2 separate regions of the Homo sapiens genome follow, and region 1 is linked to region 2. Evidence: read pairs that join two places in POLR2A ChIA-PET (ENCODE). Cell type or tissue: OCI-LY7. All regions are shown on one strand. Each heading gives the region's core, and the rest is flanking DNA. Links, peaks and the distances in the headings are about the cores only.

Region 1 (11,433 bases), core at 2,533-6,532, 1.9 Mb after region 2:
TTTCCTATTCCAAAGTCATAAAGATATTATTTACACTTTCTTCATTAATTCTATACTTTTAACTTTCACATTTGATTCTTATTGCATATAGAGTTTATTTTTTATTTGAAGGGAAGTAGCAATTAAATTTTAATTTGCCATAGAGTGAGGTTATTTACCAAATAATCAGTTCTTTCTCTCATTGATTCGTGATGCCATTTTTGTAATATGCCAAGTTCCTGGAGGCACCCGGGAGTCCACATGAGTATTCTGATCTGCTACCTTTGTCTTCAGTCCTGCCCCTATTTTATTGCCATACTATCCTAATTACTACTGCTTTTTAATATTTCTTAATACCTGGCAGGAAGAATCTTCGTGCTCTTCTCTTTCAAAATATTATTTAATATCTACAGACCTTTATTTATCCATACATATTTTAGAATCTATTTTTTAAAAAAAACCTTGAAATTTAATTGGAATTGCATTAATTTTCAACTTAGTTTGAGAAATATTGATAACATTCTAATGTTGAATTACCCCAACCCTGGGCATGATCCTTATGTAGGCCTCCTTTTATGTCCTAGAATAAAATTTAACATTTTTCATAAAGATCCTGTGTAGTCTTTATTAAGTTAGCTAAGAGATAATCCCAGTTTAATTGATAATTCAAGGTAGAATTTTTTTTTCTCTCTTTTTTTGAGACGGAGTCTCACTCTGTTGCCCAGGCTGCAGTGCAGTGGCATGATCTTAGCTAACTGCAACCCCCATCTCCTGGGTTCAAGCTATTGTCCTGCCTCAGCCTCCCAAGTAGTTGGGATTACAGGTGCCACTACTACACCTGGCTAAGTATTTTTGTATTTTTTTTTAGTAGAGGCGAAGTTTCACCATGTTGGTCAGACTGGGCTTGAACTCCTGACTCAGGTGATCTGCCAGCCTCAGCCTCCCAAAGTGCTGGGATTATAGGCGTGAGCCACCGGACCCAGCCACAAGGTAGAAAATTTGACAATTCAAATTATCTTATACTTTTGAATAGAAATTTGCTTTAGTAGGTGCACATTAGTAGTGTTATTGATTTTTATTCTCTTATTGTTTTCCAAATTTTTTTTTTGTTTTTGTTTTTGTTTTTGTTTTGAGACAGAGTCTCACTGACTTTGTCACCCAGGCTGAAGTGCATTGGCATGATCTCATCTCACTGCAACGTTAGCCTTCCTGGTTCAGGCAATTCTCCTGCTTCAGCCTCCCTAGTAGCTGGGATTACAGGTGTGTGCCACCACTAACAGCTAATTTTTATATTTTTAGTAGAGACGGGGTCTCACCACATTGGCTGGGCTGGTCCCAAACTTCTGACCTCAAGTGATTCACCCATGTTGACCTCCCAAACTGCTGGGATTACAGGCATGAGCCACCGTGCAGCCCCAGATGTTTTGAATAATGGTTGTTATGGTGATAATTCTTTTCTTTGTCCTGACCTGAAAAAAAATAGTTCTAAAATCTTGTAAAGCGTATTCATTAAAATGATGTTTTCAATGAATTTTGATAGATAAACTTTATCAGATTACGGAAATTCCTTTATAGTCTAGTTTTCTAAAGTTTTTTTTTCCAGAAATGGATGTTGAACTTATTTTTGGCTTTTTTAATTTTTTAATTTTTAATTTTAACTTGTATGGGTATATAGTAGGTGTATATTTTTATGGGGAACATGAGATGTTTTGATACAGGTATGCAATGTGAAATAATCACATCGTATAAAATGGTTCATCCATCCCCTCAAGTATTTATCCTTTGTGTTACAAACAATCCAATTATACTCTTTTGGCTATTTTTAAATGTATAATTAAATTATTATTGACCATAGTCACTCTGTTGTGCTGTCAAATACTAGACCTTATACATTCTTTCTAACTATTAATATTTTTTGTACCCATTAACCATCCTCATCTCTCCATGTTGAAATTTACTGCATGCTTTCTCTATTACTATTGCAACCTTAAACTTTATTAGTCTATTAAAAAGAAGTTATATTGCTGGGTTTTCTTATTTTAAGCCATCCTTGAGTCATGGTCATTTTAATATACTTTCAGAAATAAATAGGATGTATTTTATTGAAGATTTAAAAAATTAAGTTTAGAAGCTGACTTGTGCTATTATTTTTGTCATGTACTTGTTTCGTGTGACTTGGCTGTTAGAATTATACTAGCCTCAGCCAGGCGCGGTGGCTCACCCCTGTAATCCTAGCACCTTGGGAAGCCAAGGCAGGTGGATTATCTGAGCTCAAGAGTTTGAGACCAGTCTGGGCAACACGGCAAAACCCCATCTCTACTAAAATACAAAAAATTAGCCGGGCGTGACGGTGTGCATGTGTAATCTCAGCTACTCGGGAGGCTGAGGCAGGAGAATTGCTAGAAGCTGGGAGGCAGAGGTGTCAGTGAGCTGAGATTGTCCCACTGCACTCCAGCCTGGGCAACAGAGTGAGACTCCATCTCAAAAAAAAAAAAAAAAAAAGAATTATACTAGCCTCACAAAATAATCTGTCCAGACTTCGTCATTTTTGACTTTTTGGGACAACATGTATAACAACTGCATATTCCTTACCTCATCTCTAAAACCCTCTATGCGTGTCATTTTGGAGTAGGAGCGAATTGATTATCACTTTAATTTCTTTAAATAATACAAGTTTATGTACATTTTAACATTTTTTATAAACATTGTTTTTTCTAGGTTTGCAAATATATTAGAATATGACTGATATTATTTAACTTGTCCCTATATTTATTCCGTATTCTTTATTTCATCTCCCTTTTTCCCTGTTTTTTGAAAAAAACTGTTACCAGAGAGGGTTATTTAGTAGTCATCTAAAAAGTCTGACTTTTGTGTGTTAAGATCTGTATTTGTTTATTGTTATACTCATCTCCATTTTATCGATTTATGCCTCTTCATATTGCCATATTTCTTATTTGGGGAGGCTTGCTCTATTTTCCTTTTTCTACCATCTTTAAATAACCACTTAGCTTATTAATTTTCAATCTTTATTTTGAGAATATATTCAAAGCTATAAACTGTCCTCTGAGAACTGTGTTAGCTACATCCCACAAATGCTGACATAAATGGCTTTCATTGTCATTAAGCAAGAAGTCTGCTGCAATTCCTCCTTTTGTTTTCTATTTTACCCACGGTCTACCTGGTAGTAGATTTTGTTTTGTTTTGCTTTTTCTTAGATTTCAGACACACTAATCTTTTTTTCAGTCAACTCTATTAATTTTAAATTGTATTACATTGAAGTTAGAGAATATTGTCTAGAATTCAGACAATAGGAATATACTGAGACTTTGGTCTGTAGCATATGATCTGTTTCTGTGACTGATAAATTTATTCTAGAACAAAAATGTATATTCTGTGTTTGGGTGCAAAGTTCTATATAAATTTGTGTGTATAATTTGGTAATTATTTTATTGTCATCTTCTCCATTTCAGTTTATGTTGATTGGATATAGTATGTCAGTTTCTGAGAGCAATGATTTAAAATCTCCAATAACTTTTTACTTCTCTCTCTTGTTTCTGTCATCCATTGCTTTGTGCATTTTGCTCTCAAAATTGTGAATGCTTGTAGATTATTTTTTAAATTTAAATGCAGCGTCTCTCTTCATTCCCTGTGATTTTTAAAATCTTGCATATCTGAAATGCTCTTTTGATTCATATTTGTGTGGCATATCTTCTTCTATCCTTTATTTTTCTCAATTCTCTGTCCTTTTATTTGAAGTGTATCTTTTTCCAAATTATATAGCTGGGTGATGTTTTGATTTTTGTTTTAATTTAATTTGAGAATCCCTGTCTTCTGTTAAGTATGTTCATTTTATTCATATTATTTATAATATTGAATTAATTGAGGCACATTTCTGCCATTTAACATTATGATTCTTGAATGTATCATTTAAAATTTTTATTTTAAAGATCATTTCTTATTTTTCATGAGCAGTTTATTTTTAAAGTTACTAATTCTATTTCTGTTTTCCCACTAGTAAGCCTCAAACTTTTTAGGACTCACACTTTTATTTATTTTTTCTTACAATGCTTCAAGCTGATAAATATTTATATCTTCTCCTTTACAAATGACTAATATCCCCTTACCTACTTTAGTCTCCCTCAATTCCTATTTTTATATCACCCCTGTAGGAAATTTCAACTTTAGAATTTTGTTAATTTTGAATTTATAAGGCACAATATATCCCTTTAGACTCATTTAAGTATATAAGAGAAAAGATCTTCTCTTTAATGTTCCTTTACAGTTTATTCACTTATTATATCTGCTTAATAAAATTTGCTATGAGGATAAAGTGAGAAAATTCATATAAATTGTTTAGAACAACTCCTGAATTCCAGCAAGTTTTCTTATGATTGCTTTCTGGTCTCAAGAAATTTGTATAATATTTAAAAACATAAAACGATATAATTCAAAGGTCTCTTGGACAACAAATAATAGAGAAGTTTCTAACCTAATGATTCACTGTGAATCCTGCAGAATTTTATGTAACACTATGTGTACATGTTATATATTTGGACAGGCATGCAACATTTTTCTGAAGAACATGGCTTTAATCATACGCTCAATGGATTTAATAACCCAAAACAGATTCTAGTTTAATCCATCCACCTCATTTTAAAGATTTTAAACCGAAAGCAAAAATTAAAAAAAAAAAGAGAGAGATATTTATTTAGGATGTCACAGGAAGTTGTTGGCAGAGCTCAGAAGTACACGGTGCTAGACTTTTAGGTCCAGAAGAGCAGTGACTATCTGGCCATCTCAAAGTTGAATCTCAAGAACCTACCATACAGCTGAGCACAAAATAGACCATCAGTACATACTGGTTTGAGGAAGAAATATTCAAATGAAAGACTAGCACCAGAATCAGGATGTAGCTGAACTACTTAAATCCCAGGATGCAATTTATATCTCAGCACTAAAAACTGCCCTTTTAAATTTAGCCATCAGAACTCAGAAAAAAAGATTATAAAATAAAAAGTAAGTCCTTCATTGCATGTTAAAATTAGAGAAATTAGAGACATAGCATTTAAGTTTACAAAATCATCTTATAGCTAAGTTTTTATTCAACTTGGTTTTGTTTTCCAATTTAGTTTCACCATCTGCATTTAAGTGACCCTTCCATTTGGCAAAGCAGATATTTATTTTAGAACAAATCAGGAGACTTTCACTTCCAGGAAAAAAGAATAGATACTTTTCATTATTTCCCCAATTAAGTCAAATAAAAACTGAATGTAAAATAAGCATAAGGTGAAGATAAGAAGACAAACCAGCTGGAGACCTTGGGTCTCAAAAGGCAGTGAGTTCCCTGGGTTTTCTCTTTGTCTCATTTAGCCTGGACTTGTAGCTGAAGAAACCAGCAGCATGGAAACATCAATAATCAATAGACACAGCCCCCAAAAAATTAAAAAATTCTAAACAAAAGCCCCATTTTCTAACCAAGATATCACAAAAGGGACAGCCAGCCTACCAAGACAGAATACTTTAAGACAATAACTGTTCTACTCTAGCCAAACATCACAGTAAAAACAGAGACCCCAACTCCACTCTTGCTAGGAAAGACTGAGTGGGGACTCTAGATGTTTACCAGGAAGTAACAAGACACCTCAACACCCTTGCAGAAGTAAAGTCAGAGAAGACTGAGTAGGAAGCCAGAACTCCTGCCAGTGACACCTTCCTTCTTCCCTGCCATGATGTCAAAGAAAACCTTGTAATGAAGCACCTCTACTCCTTTCCACTAGAGTGGTATCAGAGAAGGCCTAGAGGAGAATCAGGACATTCACCATCACTCAGCAGCAAAGAGGTCACTCTCCCACAATGTCAGTGGAGGGCACATGGGGAGCAGTAGTGAAGCACTCCTGTTCCTCCTACCAGGGTGGTATCAGCAGAGGCCTGGTGAGGAGCCAGGAGCAGTCATAAGGGGACTTTACTTCCTCAGGTGACAACAGAGGCTAAGTGGGAAATCTTGATGCCTACCCAACCTTGCACTAAGAAGACAGTCCCTTTGTACCTCTGCTGAAGTGGCATCACACACACACACACACACACACACACACACACAGCTAAAACAGAAGGTTTAAATAAAGTTCAGAATCATAATACCAAAAATGACCTTGTTTCAATAAAATATTATTCAGCATACTAAGAACTGAGAAAATCTCAACTGTAATGAAGAAAGACAATCAATAGATAGAGATATGAATATGACAGAGGTATTAGAATTATCTCACAAGGATTTTAAAGCAGTCATAATAAAAATGCTTCAAAGAGCAATTACAAATGTTGATAAACAATTTTTTTAATGTAAAATGAAAAGTCACAGTGAAGAAATAGAAAAGTCTCAGAAAAGAAATACAAAGAAGAACCAAATGGAACTTCTGGAACTGGAAAATACAATAACTGAAATTTTCAAACAACAAAAATTTCAACAGATGGGCTTAATAGCAAACTAGCGGGCACAGAGGAAAGAATCAGCAAACTTAAGAGTAGAACAATGTAAGTTACTTAATCTGGACAATGGAGAAAAAATAAGCTTAAAACAAATGAACTTCAGGAACCTGTGAGACTATAACAAAAGATCTGTTTGTGTCATCAGAGTCCCAGAAGGACAAGACAATACAACAAGACTTAAAAATAGTCCCAAAAATTATGATTGATAACTTTCTAATTTGGCATAAGACATATGCCTACAGTTTCAAAAATTAAGAGAATCTCACAGAGAATAAACCCAAAGAAATCCAAGACACATAAAACTTCTGAAAACTAAGATAAAAAAATTGTAGAAGCTGCAAGAAAGAAACACCATCTTACCTACAGAGTAAAAACCATTTAAATGACTGTAAATTCTCATCAGAATCCATGGAGGATGTAAGGATGTGGCCCCAAATATTCCAAGTGCTGGAGGAAAAAAAAATACCAATATAGATTTATATATCCGCAAAAATACTCTTCCAGGAATGGATAGGACATCATGTCATTTTCATAGGAAGCCAGCATTAAGAGAATTTTGTCACCAAAAAGACCTACCCTGAAATAATAAGTAGAGGAAATTCTCTTAACAGAAAGGAAATGATAAGAGAGGTTTCCAAACATGAAGAAAAAAGAAAGAACAACTGCAAGAGTAAAAATATGGGTAAATGTTCCTTCTCCTCTTGGATTTGTGAATTATGCTTGACAGAAAAGCAAAAATTCTAATACTATTCAATGCAGTTCTAAATGTTTGTATGGGAAATATTTAAGACAATTATTTTACATTAAGACAATTTTATTATAAATGTGGAGGTAAAGGGGGTAGGGTTTCCATATTCCACTAGAACTGTTACAATGATTGTAATAAGTTATGTATATGTAATGTAAAACTTCAGGAAACCACTCAAAATCTATACAAAAATTTACTTTTAAAACAAAGATAAATCATCATGTTATTTTTAAAATGTCAACTAATCCACAGGAAGGCATTTTAAAAAAAGAGAAATGAAAAACAGAACAAACAAAACAAAAAATGGCAGACTTAAACTCTAACATATCAATAATTACATTAAACGTGAGTGGCCTGCAAAACAGGAACTGAAAGACAGAAATTGGCAGGGTGGATTAAAAATGATAACACATCTGAATGATTAAAGAACAAGACCCAAGTATATGCTGCCAAAAAGAGACTCACCTCACCTGAAGGACACACATAGACTGAAACTAAAGGGATGGAAAAAGATACCTCATGCAAACGGAAACCAAAAGAGAATAGCAGTAATTATATTTATATCAGATAAAATAGACTTTAAGTCAAAAACTGTAGAAAGAGACAAAGAAGGTATTTATATAATAATCATAAATGGGTCGATTCAGCAAAAGTATACAACAATTGTAAATATATATGCACCCAACACTGAAGCATCAAATATATAAAACAAATAGTAATAGATCTAAAGGGAGAGATAGATTGCAATACAATATTAGTAGGGGACTTTAGCACCCACACTTTCAGCAATCAACAGATCATCCAGACAGAAAACCAACAAAGAAGCATCAGAGTTAAATTGCATTCTAGACCAAATGGACCTAACCAACATTTACTGAACATTTAATCCAACAGCTGCAGAATACACATTCTACTAATTAGCACATGGAACATTCTCCAGAATAGAACATATGTTAGGCCACAGAGCAAGTCTCAACAAATTTTTAAAAATCAATTGTATCAAGTATCCTTTCTGACCAGGGTAGAATAAACTAAAAATATGTAACAAAAGGAATTTTGGAAACTATATGAACACATGGAAGTTTAACAGCATGTTCCTGAACAACCAATGGGCAATAAATTAGGAAGGAAAGTTAAATAATTTATTGAAACAAATAAAAATGAAAACATAGCATACCAAGACCTATGGGATATAGCAAAAGCAATCGTAAGAGGGAAGTCATAGCAATGAATGCCTACATCAAAAAAGCATTGAAAATAAGCAACCTAACAATGCAGCTCAAGAAATGAAAAAAGTAAGAACAAACCAAACTCAAAATAAATAGGAGAAAATATAATAAAGATTAAAGTAGAACTAAACAAAATAGAGGCTAAAAAAACCCCAAAGGATCAGTGAAATGAAAGTTGGTTTTCTTAAATGATAAGCAAGATTGACAAACCTTTAGGTAGGCTAAGATAAAAAAGTGGACCTAAATAAATAAGATCAGAGACTATAAAGGAGACTTTACAATCAATACCACAGAAATACAAATGATTGTTAGAGACTTATGAACAACTATATGCAAAAAATTGGAAAACATAGAAGAAAAGGACAAATTCCTGTATGCATACAATGTGAACAGACTAATAACAAGTTATGAGATTGAATCAGTAATAAAAAGACTCCCAACAAAGAAAAGTTCAGGACTGGATAGTTCACTGCTGAATTCCACCAAACTTTTAGAATTAATATTAATTCTTCTCAAACTTTTCCAAAAAATGAAGGGAAGGGAATTCTTCTAAGCACACTCTATGAGGCCAGCATTACCCTGATCTCAAAACCAGAAAAGGACAAACAAAGGTAGCTACAGGCCAATATCACTGATGAACATAGACACAAATGTTCTAAAAAAAATACTAGCAAATCAAATCCAACAGCACATCAAAAAGATTATACACCATGATCAAGTAGGATTTATTCCAGAGATGGAAGGATGGTTTAACATACATAAGTCAATAAATGTGATAGATCATATCAACAGAATGAAGGACAATAATCATATGATCTTCTCAATAGACACAGGAAAAACATTTAATAAAATTCAACATCTTGATAAAAACTGAACAAATTAAGCATAGAACAAATGTACCTCAAAACAATAAAAGTCACAAATGGCAAACTCACAGCTAACATCATACTGAAAGAGGAAATGTTGAAAGCCTTTCCTCTAAGATCTGGAAGAAGACCAGAATGCCCACTTTTGCCACTTCTGTTTAATATAGTACTGAAACTCCCACTCAGAGCAATTAGGCAAGAGAAATAAATTAAGGGTATTCAAATTGAAAATGAGGAAGTCAACTTGTCCCTGTTTGCAGACAACATAATCTTATGTTTAGAAAAACCTAAAGACTCCACCAAAATCTGTTTGACCGAATAAACAAATTCAGTAAAGCTGCAGAATAGAAAATCAACACACAAAAGTCAGTAGCATTTCTATACACCAATTGCAAACCATCTGAAAAAAAAATCAAGAAAGCAATCCCATTTACAACAGGTGCAAAAAAATTACCTAAGTATAAATTTAACCGAAGAGGTGAAAGATCTGTTTAGTGAAAACTATAAGTCACTGATGAAAGAAATTGAAGAGGACGCCAGAAATTGAAAGCCATCCTATGGTCATGGATTGGAAGAATTAATATTGTTAAAATGTCCATACTACCCAAAGAAAACTACGTATTTAATGCAATCCCTGTCAAAATAACAATAATATTCTTCACAGAAATAGAAAAAACAATCCTAAAATTTATATGAAATCAGAAGAGACCCCAAATAGACAAAGGATTTTGAGCAAAAAGAACAAAGCTGTAGGCACCACACACAAAATATACTACAAAGCTATAGTAACCAAAACAGCATGGTACTGGTATAAAAACAGATACATAGCCCAACTGAACAGAATAGAGAACCCAGAAATAAATTTACATATTTACAGGCAAATGATTTTTGAAAAAGGCACCAAGAACATACAATGGAGAAAGGACAGTTTCTTCAATAAGTGGGGCTGGGTAAACTGGATATTCATAAACAGAAGAATGAAACTAGATCCCTATTTCTCACCATTACAAAAATCAACTTGATGTGATTAAAGACTTAAATGTAGGACCCCAAACTATGAAACTATAAGAAGAAAATATAAGGAAAATGCTTCAGGACATTGGTCTAGGCCAAGACTTTCTAGATGAGATCTCAAAAGCACAGGCATCAAAAGCAAAAATAGACAAATGGGGTTATGTGAAACTAAAATGCTTCTTCATGGCAAAGGAAACAACAAAGTGAAGAGACAACCTACAGGATGAGAGAAAATATTTACAAACTATCCATCCAACAAGGGATTAATATCCAGAATGTATAAGGAACTCAAATAACTCAACAACAAAAAGATAAATAATCCAATTTTAAAACAGACAAATGATATGAATAGATATTTCTCAAAGAAGACATACAAATGACAACAAATATATGAAAAAATGCCCAACATCACTAACTATCATGGAAATGTGAATCAACACCACAATGAGATATCATAGCATCCCAGTTAAAATGACTATTATGAAAACATAAAAGTTTACAAGTGCTGGTGATGAAGAGAAAGCAGAAGTCTTATACACCACTAATGGGAATGTAAACTAGTACAACCATTATGGAAAACAGTATGGAAGTTACTCAAGCAACCAAAAATATAAATACCATATCATCCAGCAATTCTACCACTGGGCATATATCCAAAGGAGAGGATATCAGTATATCAAAAACATATCTGGCCCTCCATGTTTAGTTGCCCATCAATAGAACAACAAACAAATAAAATGTGGTATGTATACACAATGGAATATTATCCAACCATAAGAAAGAATGAAATCTTGTCATTTGTGGTAACATGGATGAGCCTGAAGGACATTATGTAAAGTGAAATAAACTAGGCACAGAAAGACAAATACCACGTGTTCTAACATATGTGGGAGCCAAAAGGGGTTGATCTCATAGAAGTATAGAGTGAAAGAGTAGTTATAAGAAGCTGGAAAGTGTAGGGGGATAAGTAGGTGTAGGGAGGGCTTGATTAATGGGTTCAAAATAGCAGTTAGGAGGAAAAGTTCTAGTGTTCTGTAGCACAGCAGGGTGACTACAGTTAACAATAATTTATAATTCAGAATAGCTAGAAGAGAATTTTTAATGTTTTCAC
Region 2 (11,433 bases), core at 3,714-7,713:
AGGAAGAATCTTGAGTGACTTGGTTCCTTTCTCTTGCAAATTCTGAGTGTAAATCTGGTTCAGAGTTGAAGCAAATGGATCTCGTTAGGCAGATACTGCAATACATGAATTTCTCTTTCCTTTTCTTTCATTAAAATAAAAGTTACAGCTGGGCTTGGCAGTGCGCACCTATAGACTCACCTACTTAGCAGGCTGAGGCCTCAAAAAGTACAAATAGTTCAGGCATGGTGACTTACACCTGTAATCTCAGCACTTTGGGAGGCCAAGACAGGAGAATCACTTCAGACCAGAAGTCTAAGACCAGCCTGGGCAACATAGCAAGACCCCATCTTTACAAAAAAATTTAAAAATTAGCTGGGCATGGTGGTGTGTGCTAGTAGTCCTAGGTATTCAGGAGGCTGAGGTGAAAGGATCACTTGAGCCCAGGAGTTTGAGGCTGCAGTGAACTATATGATCACACCACTTCACTGCAGCCTGGGCAACAGAGCAAGATCCTGTCTCAAAAAATTTTAAGTTAAAATTAAAAAGTTAAAAAAGAAAAAAAAAACATTGCAGCTAGTACTTTCTATTAATGTTCTCTTGGGACAGCATGAGAAGCCCTCATTTTTACCATGATATTAGAAAGCTCTCTGTTTTTACAGCTGCCTAGGGTTCTTGCAGTCCCCAACATCTGTGGGGCCCTGCCACTGGCTTTGCTTTGTTTTAGAAATACCAGTATTAGAGGAGCAAAGACCAGCTTCCTCTTACAGGCTCTAACTACAAAAAAAAAAAAAAAATTGTTGCTTTAGTTGAATAAGAACTACAGGTGATAAGCTAAGCAGGTGGAGGAGGGAGGAGACATAAAATCTATCTTTGCAGTCCTGGGCACAGTGGGTCCCCAATAAATGTGTTTCCCACTGCTCCCTCAGCATATTCTGTCCTCACTGTCCACAAGGAATGAAATCATAAGAGGCCCAAGAATAGGATAAGTTAGAGGATGCAATGAAGGGGAGAGATGGACACAAACACGGCATAAGAACTTTTGCAATGAGAAAATTCAAATGGGGCCCTTGGGATTAAAGAAAAGAAATGCAAGATCAGTGAGCTTGGCTCCCTGGCCTCTTTCTGGAAGGGACCTTGCACCATCTTTCACATTTATACATGCTACAACTGCCTTAACAGGGTTAATTCCAAAGTGTGTGCTGGGAAACAGACATAGTGATGGACATGGTACACAGTACTCCTGCCCTCCTGACTCCACCTCTTCCTATGTATAGAGTTGAGGGCAAGTCATCTAAGTGTTCTGAAACTCAGTTTCTTCATCTGTAAGATGGGCCTAATACTCACCACAAAGGGTTATTGTGAGGATTAAATGAGATGGAGTATATAAAGTACCCAAGGCTGTGCTCAGCAAATGCCAGGTACTTGGTGAATAGTAGCTATTAATTATATAATGGAAGAGCAGGTCTTGGGCTTTTTGGGGGCCATATCGGGATGGGTGGGAGACAGTTCCATGCCCACAAGGAACTTTAGGCCAAGTGCTTTGTCAGGTGATAAGTTGTATCATTTCTATCCCCTAAAAGAAAAGGGTGGGTCCATGCCTGGCTGTTGCAGAGGTGAGGGTTGAAGAGGAACTTAATTTGGCAAAATTAAGACATTAGCTCTGGGGTTCCCAATAGCTGACCACACATAGCCTGTGACAGTTGACTGTGCACCTTGAGATCTGCTGATGTTCCATTCCCCAGACTCCTTTTTTCCTGGTTGCCATTTAATCCTGATAGAGATACATTTTTCTGGACTTGCTGCTGTAAGGTCTCTGTGCCAGGCAGATGACCACTCTCCACTCTGAATGTGAACAAAGGCAGGGGTTGTTTCTCAAACCATCAGCACAAGGTCAGGGCAATTTCCCAAGTTTTAGAAATTAGTGGAGGGAGGTGGGAGGAGATCAAATAACAGTCTTCCAGAATGAGATGGCTCTGCCTGGTCTTTTTCACTCTTGCTGGTCAGAGACATTCTGGGGAGTGGGCAGACATCAGCCTCAAAACAAACCATAGACTTCCTACCAGGTTGGGCAAGGCCAGGCCAGAGGAAACTTGTAGAAAAGAAAGGCAGGAGCATGCCTGGCAGCTGAATGCAAATACAGTCAGGTCCTGCCTTTGGTTCTGTATCTCTGGAGGTAGATATGCTTCAGTATCTTGCACACCTGTGTATAATTGTGTGTTATTATTCATGAGATGAAAATTAGCATTGTGATTAAAGTTGAGGCAGGCTTTGGTCTGAGGCATCTTGAACTTAGATCTCAGTTTGCCATTTTCTGTGTTTCCCTAAGCAGGTGCCTTGCCCTGTTTAGGACTTATTTTCTCCATCTAGAAAACAGTTAATAATAGGGCCAGGCACAGTGGCTCATACCTGTAACCCCAGCACTTTGGGAGGCCGAGGTGGGCGGATCACCTGAGGTCAGGAGTTCGAGACCAGCCTGGCCAACATGTTGAAACCCCGTCTCTACTAAAAATACAAAAATCAGCTGGGCATGGTGGCATGTGCCTGTAGTCTCAGCGACTCAGGAGGCTGAGGTGGGAGGATCACTTGAGCCTGGGAAGTGGAGGTTGCAGTGAGCCGAGATCGCACCACTGCACTCCAGCCTGGGCGACAGAGCAAAACTCTGTCTCAAAACAACAAAACAAAACAAAAAAACAGTTAATAATTCAGTACCTAATGGGTCTATTTTGAGGCTGGGTGAAATTCTGGGCACAAAGGATGGCACGCAGAAAGCCCCTGTTCCTATAGGGATGAGTCATGGGGGCAGGTTAGGAGGTGTACAGTTACGAAATGGGATTTCTCCTGAATGTCTCCCTTGGCCCTGGCCTGGGTAGCTGATGGCGTAGCTAACTGAAATGGAATCCCTGCCTCCTGGAGGTCTCAGTTCCACAGGGCAGCTGGGAATGGTCTTCAAGGGAGATGGGTACTTGATCAGATGTCACTTTCTGCTGAAAACCACTAGTGGCCCTGGAAGTGAATACCGAATCTCTTATGTGATGCCTTGCTGACTTCTCCTCTCTGTGTCCCTTCTTTCTCTGATCATACCAGACTGTTGAAATTCCTCACTCCTGTGTTCCTGCCCCGGGTTCTTTGCATGTGCTGTTTCTTCTACCTGAATCACCCTTTCTCAGTCTCCATCCCTCCTTTGCAATGAGACCTTCCCTGTCTACTGTCCACCTCTAGTCTAGGTCCTGACATGTGTCTTCAGGAACCTCTTGCTCACTAGAATGTTGCTTCATGAGGGGAGGCCGTATCCCTTGCGGAGGCCTTCCATCTGGACTGGACTCTTGTTTTACTGCTTTAACCAGCTTGCACCCCACCCTACCACTGAGTAGTCACTGGGGCAAGTCACCTCATCTCCCTGGTTCTCAGTTTCCTCATCAGTCAGACGAAGGTAAAAAAATGTACCTGCCTCATGGGGTTGTTGTGAGGATAAAGCAGGGGATGGGAGGGGATAGCCCGCTCAGTGCCTGGCACATGACAAGTGCTCAAAAACATTACTATCTGTTTTAGCTGTCATCAAGATAGGGAATAATAGTGTTTTTTTCTTTTCTTTCTTTATTATTTTTATTATTTATTTAACAGGGTCTCACTGTGTCACCCCAAGCTGCAGATCCACTCACTACAGCCTCAACCTCCCAGGCTCAAGCGATCCTCCCACTTTAGCCTCCTGAGTAGCTGGGACTATAGGCCTGCGCCACCATGCCCCACTGATTTTTGTGTTTTTTTGTAGAGATGGGGTTTCACCATGTTGCCCAGGCTGGTCTTGAACTCCTGGGCTCAAGCAATCTACCTGCTTTGGCCTCTCAAAGCGCTAGGATTACAGGCATGAGCCATGTGCCCGGCTGAGAAATAACAGTTATTAGTAAATTTAAAAGGCTCCCTAGAAGAGAAAACTGCATCTGTGCCTCACTTTGCAAATTGGAACATGGCTCCCATCCATTTACCATGATCCCAGAGTGGAGAACGACTGGGCTGTTTTATGTATTTCCCCCACAAGGCTCTGTTATCTCAAGGTTTTACACCCTGTGGTTCCTGTCCTCAGACTGGATAATAGCTTGCTATAGACACAGGTTTGGTTAGCGACACGAGCCGTATCAGAATTACCAATGTGTGTTGGATGCCTGCTACTATGCCATGCATTGCATAGTGCCTGAGCTCCCCTCAGCCTCCCAAAGGGACTTTGGAGCCCATGTCCCACCTCAGGACAGGGCTCAAGTTGTATTTGAACTCAGGTATTTCCCACTCCACAGCCTCTCTCTGTCTTCCCACTCCCCAGCTCAGCCTTGCTCCTCAGGTTTTCTAACCCAGATTATGAAAGCAGAAAGGACTTGCTTCCAAAGAAGGCTTTTAGTAGCACTTGAAGAGCATTGCTTAGGCCTGAACAATAAGACTGACACCCAGGCCAGGCGCAGTGACTCACACCTGTAATCCCAGCACTTTGGAAGGCCGAGGCGGGCGGATCACGAGGTCAGGAGTGTGAAACCAGCCTGACCAACATGGTGAAACCCCGTCTCTACTGAAAATACAAAAATTAGCCGGGTGTGGTGGCGTGGGCCTGTAATCCCAGCTACTCAGTAGGCTGAGGCAGGAGAATCACTTGAGCCCGGGAGGCAGAGGCTGCAGTGAGCCGAGATCGCGCCATTGCACTGCAGCCTGGGTGATACAGTGAGACTCTTGTCTCAAAAAAAAAAAAAAGACCGATACCCAGACACATCACCATCCCCTGGGTGAAGACTGCAACCGGACACGGCACACCTTTCAAATGCCAAAAAGTGGGGGAGGGGGAGCATCTATACAGTGCATTGCTACAGGCAGAGAGTTAAATGTCTCTTCCAGTAATTCCACTTCTGGGGTTTTATCTTTAGTAAGTAACTAAAAATGCGTGCTTACATTTGTTGTGCAAAGATTTTTGAGGCTGGATATGGTGGCTCATGCCTATAATCCCAGCACTTTGGGAGGCTGAGGCGGGTAGATTGCTTGAGTTTAGGAGTTGGTGACCAGCTTTGGCAACATAGTGAGAACCTGTCTCTACAAAAAAATACAAAAATTAGCTGGGTATGGTGGTGCACGCCTGTAGTCCCAGCTACTTGGGAGACTGAGGTGAGAGGATCACTTGAGCCTGGGAGGTCAAGGTTGTACTGAGCTGAGATTGTGCCACTGCACTCCAGCCTGGGCAAGACACCGAGACCCTGCCTCAAAAAAAAAAAAAAAAAAAAAAAAAAAAAAAAAAAAAAAAAGATTTTCAGGCCGGAAGTGGTGGCTCACACCTGTAATCCCCGCTTTGGGAGGCCAAGGTGGGTGGATCACTTGAGGCCAGGAGTTTGAGACCAGCCTGGCCAACATGGCAAAACCCCATTTCTAATTAAAAAAAAAAATTAGCTGGGCATGGTGGTGGGTGCCTGTGATTCCAGCTACTCGGGAAGCTGAGGCACGAGAATCACTTGAACCTGGGAGGTGAAGGTTGCAGTGAGATCACATCACTGTATTCCAGCCTGCGCAACAGAGTGAGGTTCTGCCTCAAAAAACAAACAAACAAAAAATTCATTACTAAGCATTATCCTGATAACGAGAAATGAGGAACAAACCAAGTACCAGTCGGAATTGATTATAAGAGGGCACATGCATACAATGGACCAAATGGCCTTTAGCAATCATGTTGTGGGAGAATATTTCACGACAAAGGAAAGCATTCACAATATGTTAAATGAAAAATAAAGGACACAGATTAACAGTGGTTACTGCTGGATGGTGTGATTGTGGGTGGGTTTTCTTATTCTTTGTACCTCTGCTATTTTCTATATTGCTTTACAGTGAGTAGTGTTACATAAGCAGAGGGTTTTAAATGTAAGGTTACACACAACAGACACTCAGCAAGTGTTCAAGGTACCCAGTGGTTACTAGGTGGCTGGGGCCAGTCATCTCAGAGTCCCACCCTTGACCCTGGTTGTGCCTTCTCCTGCGGCTGCTTTCCCTGAAGGTGCTACCCAGCCCCTTGCCCTGGCCCCTCTCCATTGCTTTTCTGCCTGGTGTCAGTCACAGCTCATCCTTTGCCCATCCAGGTGGGGGTTTCTTGCAGAAACCCTGGCTTCCCCAATTGATGATTTTGTTAAGTAACTGCCCTGATCCCACCCTAGCCTGATTTTTTTTTTTTTTTTTTTTTTGAGATAAGGTTTCTCTGTTAGCCCGGGTTGGAGTACAGTGGTGTGATCATGGCTTACTGCAACCCCAAACTGGGTTCAAACAATCCTCCTGCCTCAGCCTCCTGAGTAGCTGGGACTACAGAAACACACCACCACGCCGAGCTAATTTTTAAATTTTTGGTAGAGACAGGGATCTCACTTTGTTGCCCAGGCTGGTCTTAAACTCCTGGCTTCAAGTGATCCTCCCACTTTGGCCTCCCAAAGTGCTGGGATTACAGGTGTGAGCCACCGTACATGGCCTTCTCATCCTGTCTTGTAGTTTGGGGAGAGGGAACTGAACTTAAGAACGGGCCCTTATGAATAAACTGACTATTTCAAGGAGAAGAGATGACTGACCATCAGAGGCTTCTGGAGTCTTCACCAGTTTCCAAACTTTGTGGATAGACATCCACATTTCCTGCCTATCTTCTCTCTCACCCCATAAAGGACTGTCTTTGGGTGTATCACCTCTCCCCCCACAGACTCTCAGTCTGAGTCTAGGAACGAAGTCCTCCCCAACCCTAAGCCCACCTCAGGGCCAAGCACAGCATGGATAGGAGAGGGTGGGAGAGCTGCACATAGAAACCTTGTGGGTTAAATTGCTGTGTTGCTAATCTAAATATCCTACTTGCAGATGTGTCCTGCTTTCCGGAAATCCTGAATTATAAAACAGAGGAAGTCAAGGCATTTGCCTTTAGTAATAATAAAAAGGCACATTGCCTTTGGCTGTATATAGGAGACTCACTTGCCACATCATCTTTCACTCAGCAGCCAGTGTGATGTCTTCAAACTGTAGCTCACATCCCATCATGTCTCTGTCTGAACCTTTCGGTGGACAAGGTCTAATGTCTCACTTTGTCCATCAAGGCCCCTCCAGCCTCTTTCTCCCCTTACCTCCCCCGTCCATGGACTTCCAGCAGTGTGACCTGTGCTCTGCCTGGGCCAGTACTTCTTCCAGGTGTCTGTCACCACATCCTGATCCCTTGCTGCCTGGTGAGGGGTCAGTCGACTATCTCCCTCATCAGCTCATAAGCTCCATAAGGTCAGGGATAGTGTCTATCTTGGTATCCAGTCACTACTGTCCCCAGAGCCTAGCACAGTGTGTGGCATGTAGTAGATGCTCAAATAATTGTTAAATTGAATCTCATGCAAAGAAAACTTTTCTCTTTGACAAGCTTGCCTGGGTAGAACACCAGGTGTTGGCTGGCGGATCTGAAGGGACTGCTGGGCTCAGATGAGGGAGCAGGCTCTTCAGAGAGAGGAGAAGCCCTTTGCTTAGTAAATGTAATTACTTGATAAACACGCCTGGTTGTCGTAGGGATCTTCTGCTTTAGGGAGGAAGGAGAATGACAAAAGGGTTCTTGGGGAAAAGGTTGAGGACTAGGGGTCTGGACACAGGAGTTGTCCTTGGAAACGGAGTACTGGAGAGAGTGTGTTCCCTGAATAGGAAACTGGTGGGTCATAACGCATTGAGTCTGGGGTCAAGGAACCCCCAGAAGCTGTAGTGGGATGAAGTTGCAGCTGTTGGAACAGAAGTTGGTTTGCTCAAGATGCCCAGTTTCTGGCCCAAAAGGTGGGCTGCAGGCCAGGAAGAGGCCACCCAGCACTGCAAGGCTGAGCACTTGCAACAGAAGGCAGAGGTTGCTGTGAAGTAAGTCTGGAAGATCTGCATCCCAGCTGCTGCTGTCACTACAGGTGGTCTCCCAGGGAGCTCTCAACCCTCACACCCTTCCTGCACCTGCGCAAGAGTCTTAGTACTTTGGGCTGATGCTCTTTCCTCTGTAAACAGGGGCCAGACTGTGATCCTCTGGCTCTGGGGGCTGGCTTCACCTTGCTAAGCTTCGATTTCTTCATTTGAGAAGCGGGCCCGCACAGGCCCTCCACCTTAAAGGCTGTCGTTAATGTTAACTTCGATCAAGCACCTAAAATGCACCGCTGGCACATGGGGGGAACCGATGAATTTTTTATTTTTAGCATCAGAGTTTACACTTTCTTGAGCCCAGTAACTACAGTCTGGGGCATTCTTTATTTCTGATTTTAAGAGGTGGTGAAGACCGTAGGCGTTCATCTGTTGAATGAATGAATGCCTGCAGAAACTCGCTTTATTTAGAGTCCCATATTTATTTCCGTATGCACGACCCAGGCCCCTCACTTTCAGGCTCTGCGTCCACCTACAGGCCGGCGATTCCTGAGAGCTTGCTGGGCGCCGGGGTTCACGCAGCTCCAGGCTCGTCCTCATTCTCACCTCCACCGTGGAGGAAAGTGAGGCTTGGGCAAGATCTGACACACCCAAGATCAGCCCAGCGGTGGGGGTGGGGGCGCCGCGTGCAGGCTCTGGCCCTGGACCGCTAGGGTAGCCCCTACCACCCCGGCACGAGAGTCCACTCCCACTCGGGTACCTGGCCCTTGACCCGCCCTCGGGGTTTCCGCGGCGCGTTCTCTGGCGGGACAGTGGGAGCGAGGGGCAGGGCTGTTTACCCCTCCTCCGACTCGGTCAATTCTCTCCGCCTGAGTCTGATTTAGGTGGCGGCGGGGGAGGGATGTCCTGGGGCCTCCGCTCTCCTCTTTCTAGCCTCCCTGTAGACCTAGGCCGTGCATGGGGAGCTGGGGTGTCGAGCGGTGGCCGGGCGTGGCCACGTCCAAGTCCTGCGTCGCCCGGCTCCGGCGCCCGCGGGGGTCCCCGGCCCGCCTCCCGCCCACGTGGCCGGCCCGGCCTCCCCGCCCCCGGCCCCGCCCAGCCCAGGGGAGCCGCCGCCGCAGCCGCCGCCGCCGCGGTGAGTTTTCCAGCCTGGAGAGGCCGAACCAGCGCGGGGGTCGAGGTGAGTGCGGGAAGCAGTCGGGAAACCCGCTCCCGCGCTAGACCCTCCCCGGCTAGACACCCCTTTGGCGGGACACCCCCGCTAGGTCTCCCGGAGTGAGACCGTCTTCCGGTCTAGTCCCTCCTTTGCCCTGGTCCCCGAGCTGGACCCCCACTCCCACCTCCGAGTTACCCTGCTAGGTCTCGGCGTCCCCGGCGGGCCCTGAGCGCTCCCTGGTCTGGGGTATGCCCAGCGCACGGGGGCGCACTGGGCGCAGCGCAGGTGGGCAGTGCCACCGCCAGCCTCGACTAGCCGTCGCTCCTGCTGGGGACCCTGACTCTGTTCCCCGGGTAGCCCCTTGAGCGAAAATTCCCGGAGCCACTTCCGGGGAGGGAGGTGCCACCTGTCCTGGGACGCGCCCCTTTCGCTCAACTTTCTTCTCCAGCCCCGCGGGGCACCCGCAGGTCAGCGTCGCGTCGGGCGCTGCTGGTGGCGGCTCACAGGGCCGCGGGTCACTTCGCGGCGGGGGAGCCGGGCTCAGGGCGCTCCGGGCGGCGGGCGCCGTCCCAGCCTGCCTGAGGCCCTTGTCCCGGCGGCTGCATCTTGTAAACCGAGCAGCCAGAAAATCCCGAGATAGGACACCAGGGTGGAGGACGCCAAGGGGTTAAGGTCAGCGTGGGTGCCTCGCAGCCAGAGACGGGTGAGCGTTTTCTGAGGCTGGAAGCTGATTGAGCCGAGTGGAAACGGGTTCCCTTGGGCTTTGCGGTGGTGGAGAGCTGCTCTTGCACTATCAGCAGCCCCATCACGGGCTTGAATGTTGCGGAAACAGAGCGCCTTGTTCTTAGAGGACTCGGCTTGCTGGATTTATTGCCTGGCCCAGGCTTGCTTCCCGCACTGGGCGAGGACGCGAGAACTGCCAGACGGTAGTTGCCCTGAATGTACCGGTAGAAACTTATTTTTAAGCGTTCCATGCACTACCCAGGTATAACCACTTTCTTCCCTGGGGTGTGGAGAAGGGGAGCTTTGCTAGGTCTTTGTCTTAGCTGTGTAGTCCTAGGCAAGTTACTTCGCTTACCTATGCCTCAGTTTTCTCATCTGTAAAGTGGGGATGATAACAGTACAAACCTTAAAGAGTTGTATAGGGATAAAGTGCTTAAAATACTGACTGGGGCAGGGTAAATCCTCTGTGTTAGCTGCTCTTGTGATTATTATCACTGACATCTAACAGCGCGTGCACAGCCCTAGCTTCTCAATGAGGTGGGTGTGCAGGCAGTTGCTCCTTCCCCTTATTCTGGTAAGGAGCTGGTGGTGCTTACACAGTAGCCATGGTGTTCCCTTCCGCACTGGGAAATTTGAGCTTTGCTGTAACACCTCCTATGGCTAACTAGCCTTGTGCAAAGTATATCTCAGAATGTGGGATTAGAGATGAACTTTGTCAAGGACACTGTTGGGAAATGGGGTCTTGGACCTTCTCTGGAAGCTCTGGGGTGTGATTGAATGTTTGCCTCTTGGTTGGGGGGAGGGTGGGTAGATTTCACTTGATTCTTTTAAGCCTTGGGTCTCCTGACAGTCTGACATTGTCTAGTCTCTGTGAGTGTGGGAGTCTATTTAAGGGTCCAGGGACCTGATCTTGTCACCTTCTCCCACATTCATTCATTTCTAGCAGATTGCCCCCTCCATCTGTAGAGTTTTCCTGGTCTGCACCCATTTGGTATCTTTCTTCTTGGCAATTTAGTTTCTGTCTTCTGAATCTCCACAGATAAGAGCTCTGAACCTGGAGCCCCACTGAACGTCCTGAAATCTACACGAGGCACTTGAAGCACAGTTATTTTTCCAGAGGTTTCCCCTTACATTGTATTTTCCATGAGGCCTGTGCCCCAGAAAAGTGGACTCTGAACTTCTGGTAGGAAAGTGGAGGTTCTTGCCCCGTTACATCTCAATTCCCTACAAACTGGGGGCTGCCCTTTGTGCCCCCTCCCAGAACACACTTTTCAGTGGGCAATACAGGTCAGCCTTGACTTGGTCAATTAGGGGAAAGAGAGGCAGGCTGTGAGGTTAGGGACTGTTGGCCTGTGGTGAGACCTTTAGGCTGGGATGCAATTCATGAACATTTGAGTTCAAGTTTTCAGAAGACTTCTCAGGGCCTTTGCACACGCTGTTCCCTCAACCTAGCATCACTTCTTCCATGCCAGGCACTTTCTTGCCATTTTGCTCAGATGTCTCCCCTGTACAGATGGTTTTTCTGACCACTCTGTCCAAAGCAGCCCCTCCCCCATTAGTTTCTATCACACTCTTTCTTGTATTTTATTCATAGAGCTTGCCCGGGATGATCTTATTCATACATTGATTTATAGGTTTATTGTGTGCATCCACCAAGGAGAATGTAGGATTCAAGAGGACAGAGGTGTGTTGTCCTGTTGACTACTGACTCCTGC

The links. Peaks named below come from ENCODE experiments on the same cell type or tissue, not always from the same donor. Only the 100,000 strongest peaks of a DNase experiment are listed, where the experiment ranks them.
Region 1: POLR2A ChIA-PET joins it to region 2 with 5 read pairs; 1 of 35 experiments calls an interaction of 5 or more read pairs at or near these places.

What each region holds. Positions count from the first base shown.
Region 1 is chr3:55,216,831-55,228,263 of GRCh38, reverse strand. All of the region lies in intron 2 of LOC124906243 (a long non-coding RNA gene), which reads left to right. LINC02030 (long intergenic non-protein coding RNA 2030) reads right to left here and starts at 1,409. Exons shown (of 6, transcript NR_183750.1): 1 at 1,296-1,409. In OCI-LY7, for the core only: no CTCF peak of the experiment used is centred there; a DNase peak (open chromatin) is centred at 4,803; H3K4me3 peaks cover 590 bases; H3K27ac peaks cover 2,370 bases.
Region 2 is chr3:57,076,812-57,088,244 of GRCh38, reverse strand. It overlaps a transcript of ARHGEF3 not described here. Among named protein-coding and RNA genes, the nearest start is that of SPATA12, 22 kb to the right of the region's middle. RefSeq lists silencers at 8,893-8,962, 9,443-9,582. In OCI-LY7, for the core only: no CTCF peak of the experiment used is centred there; no DNase peak of the experiment used is centred there; H3K4me3 peaks cover 80 bases; H3K27ac peaks cover 110 bases.